Regions from separate parts of the Mus musculus genome. Here region 2 is linked to region 1. Evidence: chromatin loops called from intact Hi-C (ENCODE). Cell type or tissue: heart. All regions are shown on one strand. Each heading gives the region's core, and the rest is flanking DNA. Links, peaks and the distances in the headings are about the cores only.

Evidence for each region. A loop is a pair of places that touch in the nucleus more often than their neighbours do. Peaks named below come from ENCODE experiments on the same cell type or tissue, not always from the same donor. Only the 100,000 strongest peaks of a DNase experiment are listed, where the experiment ranks them.
Region 2: it touches region 1 in a loop (2.2-fold over the local background); 13 of 42 quality-filtered maps call a loop at or near these places.

Annotation. Positions count from the first base shown.
Region 1 is chr2:144,268,674-144,276,268 of GRCm38, reverse strand. Snx5 (sorting nexin 5) reads left to right here and starts at 5,367. Exons shown (of 14, transcript NM_001199188.1): 1 at 5,367-5,568; 2 at 5,810-5,892. The coding sequence starts at 5,842. Mgme1 (mitochondrial genome maintenance exonuclease 1) reads right to left here and starts at 5,365. Exons shown (of 5, transcript NM_028984.5): 1 at 5,197-5,365; 2 at 3,785-4,354. The coding sequence starts at 4,289. In heart, for the core only: no CTCF peak of the experiment used is centred there; a DNase peak (open chromatin) is centred at 5,518; H3K4me3 peaks cover 2,971 bases; H3K27ac peaks cover 2,856 bases.
Region 2 is chr2:143,859,428-143,867,442 of GRCm38, reverse strand. It overlaps Bfsp1 (beaded filament structural protein 1, in lens-CP94), which reads left to right and starts at 4,270. Exons shown (of 8, transcript NM_009751.2): 1 at 4,270-4,867. The coding sequence starts at 4,512. Gm33648 (a long non-coding RNA gene) reads right to left here and starts at 4,117. Exons shown (of 3, transcript XR_375039.4): 1 at 4,029-4,117; 2 at 2,897-3,018. In heart, for the core only: a CTCF peak has its summit at 4,508; a DNase peak (open chromatin) is centred at 4,622; H3K4me3 peaks cover 1,257 bases; H3K27ac peaks cover 1,130 bases.

The sequences.
Region 1 (7,595 bases), core at 2,596-7,595:
AAACCAAAGCAGGATTTAAAATGAAATGCTATATAAATCATATAATAGAAATAATTTAAATTATACAAAAATTATCTTTAAATGGAAAACCCTTAGATACAAAATTTCACCCTTTTTTTGAATTTGTAGGCAGGGTCTTGTTTGTGTTATAGGCTGGCCTTGAACATGAGATTCTCTTTCTTCAGTCTCATGTGCTGGTAAGTACAACTATGCCCAGCTATATTCAGTTTCCTGTGAAACTCAATAATGCAATTTTTTTTGAGATGGCTCTCATTATGTAGTTCTGGCTGTTTTAGAATTACGTAGGTTAGGCTGCTTTTGAACTTACAGAGAACTTTGCTTCCTGAGTGCTGGGATTAAAGCATACACTACCACATCCTAGCTTATCTTTAAAAACATTCTTTTTGAAAGTTTAGAAGAAAAAGCATAGGACAGGAAGGTTGTAATTTTTTAAAAAAATGTGTATTTTGTCTAAATGTATATCTGTGTGTACCACATGTGTGTGCCTGTTGCCCAAGTAGACCGGAAGATGACATCAGAGCTCCTGGGACTGGAGTAAAGATGGTTGTGAGCCCCACGGGTACTGGGAATCCAACCTGGGTCCTCTGGAACAGCAACAAATGCTCTAAACCACCGAGCATCTCTCCAGTACACAAGCTATAAATCTTGGCAGCTGTCTAGAGGAGGGAAATGAGGAGGAAGAGGCACAAAGACATTCCTTTCTGAGAGAGCCATGAAGGTTTGACAAGCAGCCACATGCCAGAGTAAAAAAAAATCAAAAGTACCAGAAAAACAAAAACATACATAGGCTATGGTCAGAGTCGTTGTCCCCCCCCCTCCAAAAAAAAAAAAAAAAAAAAAAAAAGGAAATGTATGCCTTCAGTAAGGACTCAGAAAGGTGTCAGACCTAACAGAGCCTCATGTTGCTCAATTATACGTGTAGCCCTTGGGCTTCTGGGAAGGAAAAGTATTATTATTTTATTAAGGGGATAATTATTTCTCTCATCTCTCTGTGTAGTTAGGTGACTATACCTTCCTGAGGAGTGGTCTTTGAGGCAGGCTGACTGACCAGTTCAACTGGCTCAACTCTTAGTGTTTTGGGGTAGGTTGTCATGCTTGGTGTCCACCCAAGCTGGAGGGAGAGTTCATTCCTGAGAATGGAGGCCTTACTGGGGCCCTGCTCAGGCTGCAATAACAATGTCTGTGAGGAACTCGCTTAACCAACTACAAAGCCATCTCCCGAGGCTTCCTTACATTCTTTTACGTTAAGAACAGGAAACATAAACATACGCAATCAAAGTGCAACACAGTCACTTGATCGCTGCTGAAGGAGAGAGAGCAGTGTTAGGCTAGGGAGTGGCCTTGGTGCTTTCAAATAACTCAGCAAGATACTGACAGCGGCTCCTCCAGCAGCCTTGGCTGTCCTGTTAGTTTCCCCAAAGCCCAAGCTCTCTGGCTCGAGTCTCCTAGCAGAGCGAGGCTAAGCTCAGGGAGCATTCTGGACACATACAGGAGCCCAGGCTTGCAGACCAACCCCCAGGAAAGAGGAAAACCATCTCATCCAAATGGGGCAATGTTAAACCATATTATGTTTGTCAAATTTACAAAGACTTGAAAGACCAGCTCTACATTAGCAAAAATTAAAATTGCTTCTGGGTTACATGGAATTCAAGTTAGGAGGGGAACTGTTCTACTCCTGTATTCTTAGTCCTGCTGAAATTATCTGCATGTGAAAGGCTTAAAAGAAATTTAACCCTGCTGGAATTAAAATTTAAAGAGATGCCGTGTTAGCCTACAGACTACTTAATGAATCAGAAGACAAACTTGTTAAAAACAGGAGGAACCCAAGTAGCAGAGTACTTGCCTAGCATACACAAGGCTGAGTTTAACCACTAACACTATCAAATAATAAAAAAAATTACTGCACCCATTGCCATGCAGTTTAATTCCCAGCTACAGACCTCTCCTGGCTAGATTCTTCACATGTGTAACTACGAACATCTAGATTTGTGGACCCCGTGTACTCAGGATCAGAGGCAGGCAGATCTCTGAGTTAGAGGCCATCCTGGTTTCTAGAGTTCCAGGACAGCCAGGGCAACAAAGGGAAACCTTGTCTCAAAAAACAAGCAAGCAAACAAACAACCGAAAAGGAGAGCAGAGACTAGTTGAGTGGTTGTCACTACCCATCTTAGGAAGGCACTCAATCCAGCATGCAATCCTTGCCCCTCCCATCTGAAGAATGATATGAAGTTGTGAGTGCTTCTCAGCCTTCCTAACAGTGCAACCCCTTCATATAATTTAATACACCTCATGTTGTAGTGACCCCAACCATAAAATTATTTTCATTACTTCATAACTGTAACTTTGCAACTGTTATGAATCATAATGTAAATATCTGTGTTCTCCAGTGGTCTTAGGAGACCCTGCGAAAGGGCTGTTGGACCCTTAAGGGTTATGACCCACAGGTTGAAAACCACTGGTATAAAAAAAAGCCTTGGTCACTTTTGCCACATCCACACCTACATAATTAAATGCTTATACTTTTTCGGTGTTTTTTTCCTAAGATACCCGGAAAGGAGGACAATAATTTTAAAATAAAAGTGCTCATATGTCACCTCATATGTCACCTTTGTTTCTTGGGGAAGCAAAGGCTAAGGAACATCTATATAAGCTCCAATTTTGACCAAAGACATTTATATAATCCTTAGGAGACCAGCATTCTCTGACGCCAATGGTTTGCTTTCCCCTCCCCCACTCCGAGGGTCTCCTTATGTAGCCCAGATTGGCCTGAACATGTGACCTTACCTGAGCCTCCTATGTACAGGAACTAGAGGCATGAACTACCATGTCTATTATTTTTTTTAATCTACCCTTTTTTGTTTGATTTTCTCGAGACAGGGTCTCAGTATGTAGCTCTGGTTATCCTGGAACGCTCTACGTAGACCAGGCTGACTCACCAGAGATCTGTCTATCTGCTTGAGTGCTGGAACTCAAACACTATACCTGTGTGTGTGCCATTATACCTGGCTAGAAAGGACTGCTTTAAGGACGCTATCCTCTTCACTTGTCTAATGAGTCAGGAGCTGATGCCTGCCTGCCAATGTGATCAAAACACACTGTACCAGATTCTCTAAGAACTGGTCACATTTTTAAAAACAAGAGAGTTGAAGGCTGAAGGTTATTTAACCATTTCCTAGCCAAGAACATTTGATCAGTTCAATTTACCAAACTATAAGCGGGGATTGGGAGTTCTGGATTGTGGCTAGTCAAATGATACTGACTAGTAGAACAATGGGTAACCATTACATTCTGAGCAAGAAAAACTATTTAAAAACTAGACTTTTGGCAGGGCAGCGGTGGCACATACCTGTAATCTCAGCACTTGGGAGACAGAGGCAGACGGACTTCTGAGTTCGAGGCCAGCCTGGTCTACAGAGTGAGTTCCAGGTCAGCCAGGGCTAAACAGAGAACCCTGTCTCGAAAAACCAAAAACCAACCAACCAACCAAAAAAACCCTAGACTTTTGTCAAGAGATGGAAAAGAATTGATAGGTTGTTTATAAATTATGCAAGTTTGTCAAATAATTTGATCTCTGTTATTTCCATTTCTTTAAGTGTGAACTACAGTTAATAGTATCTACGAAGATTAAGCAAATTAGCAGACATGAAATGCTATTTGAAAGTACTTCCTCAGTAAGATTTTTTTTTAAGCTCCATTCTTCTGACAGGAATGCTCTATCTCCTAAAAACCAGTGACCACACATAACCAGAAGCAAGATAATTACTTGAAGTATATTCTGCAAACCCGTCTTCTCCCAGCTCCAGAACCATCCGCTCTTTCCACCTCTCCAAAAAGAAGCTCTGTTCAGGTGGCATGGTCTGCTGAAGGATGCGGGTCACACTGGGTATCGAGTTCCTTTGCAAAGGGATCTTCAAAGGGCTTGAAGAAGCATCTGTGTGTGGTTTCCCGGTTCTCTCTTCATTGAAGATAGGAAAGCAGTGTTGTGGGACTCTGGCCTGTGGCTCCGGCTCTGCAGCCTTATGCTTACTCACTGGTCCATACAGTACATCATCTTCCTTGAACAACGACTCTGGAGTCTGGGCCGGGCCTCTGGACAAGACAGAGCGTACTAAACGAGAGTACTTCGCTTGGTCTACTGCTTCGTAAGAGTTTTTCTTCTTCTGGCTACACAAATAAGAGAAAGTGGAGAAACTCACAGGAGGGCTTGCTTTTACAGAAAATCTGTTTAACCTGCTAAGCAGCCTGCAGAAGGTCAGAGGCAGTTTCATTTTTAGACTTCGCCCCTCTAACTTTTCTCTAGTCTGGAAAGTTTAAAAGTGTGTTCTGTTCGTATCTGAAAAAAAAAAAAAAGTGGTGTTAGGTTTAAGACATTTTCTATATTAAAACCATCAAATTGAAAATCACACAAGAGCCGGGTGTGGTGGCGCACGCCTTTGATCCCAGCACTTGGGAGGCAGAGGCAGGTGGATTTCTGAGTTAGAGGCCAGCCTGGTCTACAAAGTGAGTTCCAGGACAGCCAGGGCTACACAGAGAAACCCTGACTCAAAAAACCAAAAAACAAAAACAAAAAAACCCACAAGAACATTAAAAGTGCATACACTAAACTTTTGACGTTTCCAAAAAAAAAGAGAAAATCATTCCCAAGTAAGATTCATGAAAATTGTAAGTGGCTTTTGTTCAATGTTAATGTGTTGGCCGTTTCGGATATGACACCTTAAATCTGAATGTGACAAGGCCTGGAGGCATAGACCAGGAAACTTAAGTTACTTGGGTGGCTGAGGCAGTATGAAATTGAGATTTTGGGTTAGCTTGGCTTTGTCTCTAGAAACAAAACAACTACAATCTGCCCCCCCCCAACAAATTCACAAGTCTTAATTAACAGTTAAACACCTACATCTACATACCAAACTCTTACTAAATATTCTGTATGGGCATCGCTCATCTATTCCTCACGCCGCCCTTTAAAAAGTGGGTGCTACTGTGACCTCGTGGTCCAGACTCGGGACATGTCGCAAGTGGGTCTGCACAGCCCATCCAACGTTAATTCCAGAAAATGATCTCTGCAGGTGTCTCCCATGGCTGCGACAGGACAAGCGTGGCCCTTCGTGCCCGAGTTTGGATAGGGAAGAGAGTATTTAAATAGAAGGTCGGTCAGCGGCAGGGTTCTAGCTGTACCTGAGATGCCACCACGCTGTAACACCCAGCCCGCAAACAACCCTCTCGGGACCCGTACTTTCATCGGTCCCGCGCTTTCCCAAAGCGAGGCGGCCCCAGCATGCACTACGGCGTTCCCGTCGCACCTGTGAGGCGCCATCCCCTCCACGCCCCCGAAGCAGAAGCGCGGGCGCCGTCAAGCCGCGCGTTGTCGCGCTCACGAGATCTCGCGCACGTCACCGCCGCTCGCCATCTTGGACTCTGGCTGAGCCATAAATTGCCCGGGCCGCGGTGCGCGTCCTTTCTCGAGGCGTGCCTCGCCGGCGGAGGGTTCGGAGCCCGCGTTCCCGTCGCGGCCCTCCGGTGCTGGTGTCCGCGTGGCGCGGAGCGAGGGTAGGCTCCCCGCGTAGCTTCTATTGCCCGGCTCCAAGATGGACGGCCGCGGGGACGGGGGAGGCCGCACTGGGGGAGCACGTGGCGTGCCGCTCGCTGGCCTGCGCCCGGGGCTGCTGGGATGGTGGCGGAGTCCCGCGGCCTCCAGCCGCCGTCCGGCAAGGAGGCCGGCGGAGGCGGGGCCGCGGCCGCCCCTGAAAGGCGCCCCGGCGGCGGCCCAGCCTCTTCTTTCCTCGCACAGCCACACGGCCCCTGCTCGAGGCCCGCGTCGCCATGGCCGCGGTTCCCGAGTTGCTGGAGCAGCAGGAGGAGGACCGCAGCAAGGTGAGATCCCTTCCTCGCTCGCTACCTGGGCTGGAGGTTCCCGCCGGCCTCCTTGGGCTGGGTGGATCTTCTCTGGGGCTCGGACCCCAGCAAGATCCCGAGGTTTTCCCTCAACCACCCCTTTAGAGATGGCTTTCCAACGGGGTGTCTCTGCACGCTCATTCTCTGACCAAGGAGACCCAGACAAGTGGGACCCCACTTCTTGAGCTCTCGGTGGGAAGCTGACCGACGCTCTGCCAGTCATTCGACTGAGGCTAATCCTCTGAAGCCCTTAGGAGCGTGGTTTTTTTTTTTTTCTTTTTTCTTTTGCTCCTAAAACTTAAATCGACTACATGGTAATTGGAAAGTGGATCAAAGTTTCGTTTGCTATTCCTATCTCCTTTTAAGAAAATGGCCTTTTCGTTTAAAATAGTGGGGAGATTTCTAACGAGTATCTGTATGTAGCATGGTTTTTGCAACTTGGGAACGCTAAATGTGTCCTCGTGGGAGTTGTAATTTTTAGTAAATCCTGTGTGTTGATATAACCCTCGGGCTGCAAATATCTTGAGGACTAATGCAATAAACAGGGATTGCTATACGGGCAATAAAGGATTCTACTTTTATTGGCTCTTTAAACTTGAATTTTCCACCGCACAGGTAGGTTATGAGTCAGTTTTGTGGACAAAATCGTCAGTAATATGGGAGCTCTTAGATTTTAATAAGAGCTGAATTAAGATTTCATTTTAAGTACCTTTGAATGGGCAAACATTTTTTTTTTTGTTTTTGTTTTTGTTTTTCGAGACAGTTTCTCTGTATATCCCCGGCTGTCCTGGAACTCACTTTGTAGACCAGGCTGGCCTCGAACTCAGAAATCCGTCTCCCAAGTGCTGGGATTAAAGGCATACGCCACCACGTCCGGCGCAAACTTTTTATCTAGTAAGTAAATACCGGTCTCTGGCGCACCAACCAGTTGGATTGTTCCAACAAGGGTATTGTATTGAAATAGAGCTTTGTGCGAGGTGTTTTATTTCTTTTACATTAGAAGAATTAGTTTCTCTCCCCTGGCATATATAATAGGTACTAGGGGCAGGAGAGGCCCTGGTGGCTCTTTTTTTCCTCCTTTTTTGGTACGGAGCAGAATCATTTATGTAAAATGACTTGATCGTCTTTATTAACTGCTAATAGAATTTTTAAAAAAATGAGTTCACCATCACTCTGATAAGCAAAATTGGAGATGATCACAGTGGAGAAAACGACAACTTTGGCTTTCTCTTGAGTTAAAGAAATGTTGAGGTAAATGACTGGTTTTAGTACATGGTTTCGTTTGTGTTATCTGGTCTGTACTAGACTGGCAGATCACATCTGGATGGCAGTCATTTGAAGGGAATTTGGCAAGTGTCAAAGAACTGGAGTTCAACTTGGGCAAATTTGTCAGCTAATAAATTTTGCCATTTTATTTAAATGTTCGGATTATTTAGTTTGGAATTTCTATCAAAATGGGATTCTGGAAGTTGCTCTAGTGACTAGATTAGAATCTAAGGATTCTTCAGATGAGAATGAAACTCTGGGATTCCCTCTAACCCTGAGCTAGTGCTGAGGAGTTTGAATGCTAGTAAAGTTCCTTGGCAAGGTAAGGAGGCCTGAAAGGAGAAGTCTGATATCCAGACATTTTAATTACTATAAAGTCTTTTACCCCAAGGTGTTCTCTCCTTAAGATGACTTTA
Region 2 (8,015 bases), core at 1,809-6,808, 410 kb after region 1:
GTCACAGGCCAGGCAGTTTAAACATCAGACTTCTCCTGGCCTAGGGGCTGGCCATCTGACATCGAGGCGTCATAGGGGCTCTCTGGTTGTCTTCTTCCCCTGTGTGCCTGTGTTCTAATCTCCTCCCAAAAGGACACCAGCCATGAGAAGGCACGCCCTATTATCAGTTATTCCTAATTGCCTTGTTAAAGGTCCCATCTCCAAGTGAAATGGCATTCATGTGAGGTGTACGGGGTGTGAGTGGGCTGGGGGAGGTACAATTTAGCCCATAGCAAGCAAGAAGGACATGTGAGTTTTTTTTTTTTTTTTTATTAAATCAATCATTAAAAAACAAAACCGTTGGAGAGATGGCTTAGTGGGTAAGAGCACTGACTGTTCTTCCGAAGGTCCTGAGTTCAAATCCCAGCAACCTCATAGTGGCTCACAACCATCTGTAATGAGATCTGACGCCCTCTTCTGGTGTGTCTGAAGACAGCTACAGTGTACTTATATAATAATAAATAAATCTTAAAAAAAAAAAAAAGGCTGGTGAGATGGCTCAGTGGGTAAGAGCACCCGACTGCTCTTCCGAAGGTCTAAAGTTCAAATCCCAGCAACCACATGGTGGCTCACAACCATCTGTAACAAGATCTGACGCCCTGAAGACAGCTACAATGTACTTACATATAATAAATAAATAAACCTTAAAAAAAATGAGATTACAAAAAAACAAAACCAAAAACCTTGGTTAATAACATTCTTTAAAGTGTTCAACATCATTAGCAGGCAGAGAAATGCAAATTAAAACTGCCTTGAGATGCCACCCTATTCAAGGTATAATGGTATTATTACCAAGAAATCAAACTTAGACGTTAGGGAGCACCACCCCTCTCCATCTGTTAATAGGATGTTTCTTACTTGGGATTTTTGGGATGCTATCTCACAATTACACTGAGGTCATACCTGAGTTACACAAGCCAGAATCCAAGCACGGAAGATGGTGCTCCCTGGAATGGTGCTCCCTGGAACGGTGCTCCCTGCAATGATTCTGGGATAGGGGATGTGAGTGTGCAAGAGAAGTGTGCGGACTTGGCTGTATCTGTGAGTTCTCATTGCCTTTTCCTCACTGCCATACTGAGTCCAGGTTGGTTCAATCACTTGCTAAATTCTAGAATTTAACCTTGTGTCTTTTTGATTCTAATAACACTCGTTTTCTACCCCCACCCCCAAACTAGCATCTTTTATTTTTAGTTTATTGGGCATGGTTGTTTCCTCTGCATGTATGACTGTGTGGTAGTGTTGGATCCCCTGGAACTGGAGTTATAGGCAGTTGTGAGTTGCCATGTGGGTGCTGGGAATTGAACCTGGGTCCTTTGGAAGCATGGTCAGTGAGTGTTCTTGACCACTGAGCCATCTCTCTAGCCCCTAAACCAGTGTCTTTTAGTTCTATTTAGTGAAACTGTCCTATGGCCTGTTGATATGCTCTCCTAACATGTCTCTAGACCCAACTAATTCATTCATTCATGATTGCTTTAGCACATACATATATGATGATGATGATGATGAAGGTGAAGATGAAGCTCTGTTCCTTCTGGTTGTTGACCAGCACACAGTCCCTTCTGTTGACTTAGAAGTGCATTTGGAGTTTAGTGGGGCCAAGTAATTTGGCCCCATTCAATGATATTGTCTGGAAATGTTCAAAACCAGCCATGCTATCATTCTCTAAGATGAACGTCAGTACTCAGGAACAGTAGCTACTTAGTAAGTATACAGGGCAAAGGTTACAGCTAACTCCGGACTGATGCGTCTCAGGAGCAGTAAGCAAATCTTTGTTGTTTACGCCCCTAACATTGGGGTATTCTTATCACGGCATAAAACAGCTTACATGCCAATATAAACTATTGTTCTTGTCTGCTGACTCAAAGCAACTTGGGAGGAAGATTATAGCCTGTACTATGTCTTATTTCTTGACAGGAGGGACATCACCTTGCTCAGTTATTAGCTGAGTTAGATGGATTTATCACCACATCCAGCTTATTAGTAGGTAGTCTGAAAAATACTTGCTGCACCATATTATATGGGAACTATGCTGTCCTTCTCCTTTGGTATATTTCTGGGATATATTTATTTCCAATGGGATTATTCTGTGCTGTAGAGAGAATTGGTATCGATTCTTTACACTAGTGTGATGGGATAATATATCTAAATCCTTGTCATGGTCTGAGTGAGCCATTCCACCCCACTTCATCCATTTGTATGTACGTATGCCCTTCTGTGTGTGCACAGAGGGAGGCCAGAGCTCAACTCCAGCTGTCTTTCTCTCTTAGCCTATACCTTATTCTCTGAGACAGGGTCTCTCATTGAACTTCAGCTCAAGTAATTTGGCCCCATTCAACGATATTGTCTGGTTCAGTAAGCTGGCTGGCTGGAGAGCACCCTACATCTGCTTGCTTGTCTCCCAGCTCCAGAATTGGGGTTACATAGACTTGTGACACCAAATTCTCCTTCCACCTGAACGAGATGGGTGCAGGGATGAGGGGGACTTCAGGTACTCAGGCTTAGCAGAGAGCACTTTACTGAGTCATCTCCTCAGACTCCCATGTAACTCCCCGCTTGGGCTGTCTGTGAGCCTGTAATTTGACTTAGCAACAGGATGTGAGTGGACTCACTGCCGAGGAAAACCTGGATGAACCTGTTTGGCACGGCTTCTGACATTGCTAACTCAGAAGGAAGGACAAGAGCTATGGTGCTGTCTCAGCCGATCAAAAGACCTGCAGCTAGAAGAACTGTTCAGCCGGGCTGGGGACCCAGAGAGTGGTGATAAATATGTGTTATTTCTCGACTCTTTGGGGTCGTTTGTTCTGTAGCAACAACTGACTAACATGTGATGTCAAAGGCCATGGGTGATTTATCGTACCTGTTACATGTGGGTTTTGCTCTCTGGGAAGTTGGAAATCAATTCATCACCAGCAGTGTGTGGGAAACCTTCAAAATACTCACATCATGCTCTCCTCCACTTGGCCATGAAAACCTAAATGTCTTAGGAGAGAGAGGGAAGGATGGAGGGAGGAGGGGAGGAAGAGAGAGGGGGGGGGAGGGAGAGAGAGAATATGACCATGTCACCACACATACAGATCATACATTGCTTTGTTCCAGACTGAATCCTTTATTATATAGGCTTCTTGGAGTGATAATAAACTAAACAAAGATCTCAGTGATTTTCCCTATTTTTAGTAACTTTAATTTGTAGCATAATTATGTGTAATCCATATGGTTGGTAATATATGGTGTTGCTAAGCCTTAATTTATAAGAGACCAGTCCTTTTGATAATGGTTTTTAAAACTGTGGGTGATACACATGTACTGCTAAGTATGTGGTTATAGAAATGTGAAATGTGTGCACGTATATGCTGTGGTCGGAGGAGAGCATTTAGTGTCTTCCTCACTGCCTTGACGAAGGGTCTCTTATTGAACTGAAGGTTTGCTGCTTCTCCATCACTGTACCTCCCTCTCCATTGCTGAGTTATAGGCATATTTAGCCATGTCCAGCGTTTCGTGGGTGCCGAGGATTTGAACACAGGTTCTCGTGATTGTACAGCATGCTTACCTACTGAGTTATCTCTCCAGACTTTGATAATGATCTTTAAATAAATATTTTAATATGATAAATATTTATATCCTGGAATAATCTCATCAAATAGTTCAATATTTTCAACATTAATTTTACTTTTGAATTTTTCAAAGCCTATCACATTGAGTGATTGTATATATTTCAAAGCTTGTTTTTTAACTCCAACTGCCATTTCCATAATAAAAGTTAAAATGAAACATAATGAGAATATTTATTTGAGAACTGGATAGTTTACTAAGTCCTTAGACTGTAAGGATTTCTGTTAAGTTTGAAGCATCTAACCTCACCTCCTTGGTGAGAGAGCAACGGTGTAGGTCAGTATCACCAGTCTTCCTAAGTCACTATACAAGTTGTCAAGTCCTCACAAATACACCCAAACAGTCATAAGAAATTACTAGGAGGACAGCTCAACACTTACATGCTAGGCCATTTTATCTGCATGCATAGTTAGGAAGCCCTCCCCGAGACAGCCTCAGCAACATGGTATTATTGTAACGCCTTTAAAAGCCTGAAATCAACAACAAACAAGTAAGTTCATAATGAAAGTTGGAAGGGACAGGAGAAAGTGCCAGGCCCTCTGCTGCAGGACTTTAGCAAGCTGGCCTTGGGTGGCTTACACAGAGCCAGTTAAAAGAGCATCATGCATCTCTTGTCCCCCTGATCCTCCGTGCAGTCACATAGCAACAGGCCTCCACAATGGCGGAACAAAGAGGTCCTTGCCCGATGCCCCTTCCACCCGGGAGCTGTATGGGCGGCTTAATCCCGCACACAAAGCACCCGCGGCTCTTCATTGTTGGGCGCCCGCCCCGAGGGCACATCTGCTGACCGGCTCTGGAACGTCCCAGCCCGGCCGGCCGGTTTATTTAGCAGGCGCAGCCCAGGCCGCGGCCTTCCGGGAGCCATGTACCGCCGCAGCTACGTCTTCCAGGCCCGCCAGGAGCGCTACGAGCGCGCCCAGCCCGCGGGCCCCGCCGCCCAGCCCGGGGGAACCGCGCCCGGCCTGGCAGCGCTGCAGGCGCTGGGCGAGCGCGTGGCAGTCCAGGTCCAGCGGGCCCGCGCGCTCCAGCAGCGCCACGCCGGCCTGCGGCGGCAGCTCGACGCCTTCCAGCGCCTGGGCGAGCAGCCCGGGCCCGAGGACGCGCTCGCCCGCCACGTCGAGGCCAATCTGCAGCGCGCCCGGGACCTGACAGCCGAGCACGCGCGGCTCGAGAGGCAGGAGGCCGAGGCGCAGCGCGCGCTCGACGAGTTCCGCAGCAAGTAAGAGGCACGGTTAGGGAGACTGAGGCACGTAGGCGATGTGGCGGGAGGCGTGGGGGTAACTGCAGACTGTCCGCGGAGAGAGGGGCGTCGGGATGCACGGGTCCTGCAGACGTCCAACTTTCAGTTCCATGGCACTTTCGGGATCCGGCTTCATTTACTTTTCCTATGTTTTGGGATGATAGATAGAATGGACCATACAGGTTTTAAATGCATAGTTCGAGTTTTTGGTGTTTAACTTGAGCCAACACCCAAATATGCGAGGTAGTTTGCACCACCCCAGAGCTGCAGTCTCCCAGTTCCCAGTGCACCCCGGTTCTATAATTTCAGGATATGCACTCTCACATGACTGATTTTGACTCCATACTTTTTTTTTTCAATTTAATCTTCATACAGGTACATATTGTACCATAACCGCATTCTCCCCTGGATCCTTACCTTCCCTTTTCTCATTTCTCCTCCCTCCCACTTATCTCCCTTTTCCCCAATTTCTTTTCTTGTATGTGTGTGTATGACTTTATGTGACTATATACAATCTAGGAACTACAAATTGGAGAAAACATATATTTGCTTTCTGAAACTGGCTCAGTTGGCTTTAATGTTAATCTCCAGTTGCATCCATTATCCTGGGAACAGCATAATTTTCTTTTTTATGGCTGAAAAATTCACGTATATATCAACTGTCTGTCTTGTCTGTTTTTTTTTTTTTTTTAGACGGAGTTTCTCTGGGGACTATGTTTGAATGAGTGAATATGTATATTTTAAAGCTTGTTTATCAAGTCCAACTGCTATTTCCATAATAAACGTTAAAATGAAGCATAATGTGAATTTATTGGCAAGCTGGATAGTTTATTAAGTCCATCATCAATCTTTCTGTTCCTGGTTTTGAGCCATAGGAACCCATTTGCAAGAAGGGACCTGAAACTCCATCTCTCATGGGGATATAAGCCTTGCAGAAGCCAGTGGGGAGCAGGGCTTGAACAGAGACTTGGCTGTGGCAAATCTCTGTGAGTTCAAGGCTAGCCAAGCCTACAGAGTGAGTTCCAGCACAGCCAAAGTTACATAAAAAGAAACCTTGTTTGGGGTTGGGGGGGGGGAGCCAAGGTCATGCTAAACTATAGTACCAAGGCCAAGGCTAAGCTATAGCTATGTACACTTCCCTGTGCATGCTGGCCCATCAGCTTCATCTGAAGGAGAGACTATCTCTGCCCACACTCTACAGGAATCCAGTAATGGATATTCCAAAACTGTTTCGGGCACAATGTACAGCCTCTGGAGTGCTGGGATTAAAGGCTTGCACCAGCATGGTCATACTGCCTAGCATAACCTTAGATTTTTTGATCATCCTGCCTCTACCTGCCTAGAGCTGGGATTAGAGATGTGTTCAAATTTGGTGTTGTGATCAAATCTAGGGCTTTGTGCACTCTGGGCAAGCTTTCTACTACTGAGCTGCACCCTTAGTTTCTCCTTCTGGATTTTGTAGACTATGGAATGCTACACTAAACTGCTTATTCCATTTGGGTGGGTCAGTAGCCCTCCTTCTTTTGGTGGGGGTGGTAAAGTGCACACAATGTGAAAATACCACCACAGTCATTTGGCATATACTGTTAGGTTGTATTAAAAACATTCACAGTATCGGGCAGCTCAGATACCAAAGCAGCCTGATGGATTGACTGCCAGGTTGTCCTGGGTCCCCAGATAGCTGTCATCTGTTGTCATTTGGATGAACAGGACTCCTATGAGACCTCACTGGTGAACAACTATGTTGAGATTTCCTGGTTGTTGAAGTTTGATCTTTTGACATTATTGTAATAATAAATACTGGCCCCCAAGGCATGGTTGCTTCCAGAAATGAGGGAATCCACATTATGACCTTTCTCCTTGACTTAAAACTATTGTTAAATAAAGTTGCCAACAGCTAATAGCTGGACATATAATACATTAAAGGTCACATGTGTCTTTTATCTGGGAGTTGAATAATCAAAGGTGGGGTAGAAGCCCCTGATTGAGTTGTATGGCCACCACGGAACAGTTCTTCACACTCCGTGGTTGATTTAATACCTCCTTGGATTATTTACTACCATTTCCCCAAGGAGGAGTTTTAATACTTTGTGTTAGTGGGATTTGAAAATCTTTACACACACACACACACACACACACACACACACACACACACCCCACTCCACATTCATCCTCATTCATGGACACACATATATACAAACACACACACACACACCCCACTCCACATTCATCCTCATTCATGGACACACACACACATCACTCCACACTCATCCTTATTCACGGACACACACACATACACACACACACACACACACACACACACCCACACACACCCCACTCCACATTCATCCTTATTCATGGACACACACACACATACACACACACTAACCGACTTGCATGACAAATTTGTTTTTTCCTTTTCATGGTGAGCTGGTGTGTAGCCAGAGGCAGGTGAGAGTCATTAGGTAAAGGGAAAGCGGGAGCCTCGAGGCCCACAGCCTGTTCGACATGCTCTCCATCTGGGACGTGGGTAATTTCACAGCCGTGTTTTCAGTGCTGATAGCAAAGACTAAATCAAACGGTAAACAACAAGAACTATAAAAACTAGGAAAAGCACCAAAATACAATAATGAATATAATCAATTATCCAAATGGCCGGAAACAAAACAATAATTTACATAAACAACTAGATAATGGAAAATAAAGTATTTTTTACTTTATGAACCCACTGATATGAATATGGGAATTCTTACCATGAATTTTATATAATGAAATCACTTCTCTTTACTATATCTGGATGGGTCTTCCTAGCATGAAAATTACCCATGAGACAATGCTGCTGTGCTCATTACCAAACATGGTGTTAAGCTACAGAGAGTCCTAGATGGTTCTAGTGAGAAAAGGCCGTGAGAAAATTAGATTTTTGTTAGCAATGTTATTCTCAAAGATAATTACCTATTGACAAAACAAGCTCTGGCTCTATTAGAGCCACACAAAGAAGAATGACTGCAAATGACCTCTTGGTGTGAAATGTAAAAGTAGTTTAGAGACGCTCACCCTACAGCAAGCTGCTCAGCCCACTTGGAACTGGCAGGCAGTGTTGCTTGGCTTTGGTTGTCCTTCCAGC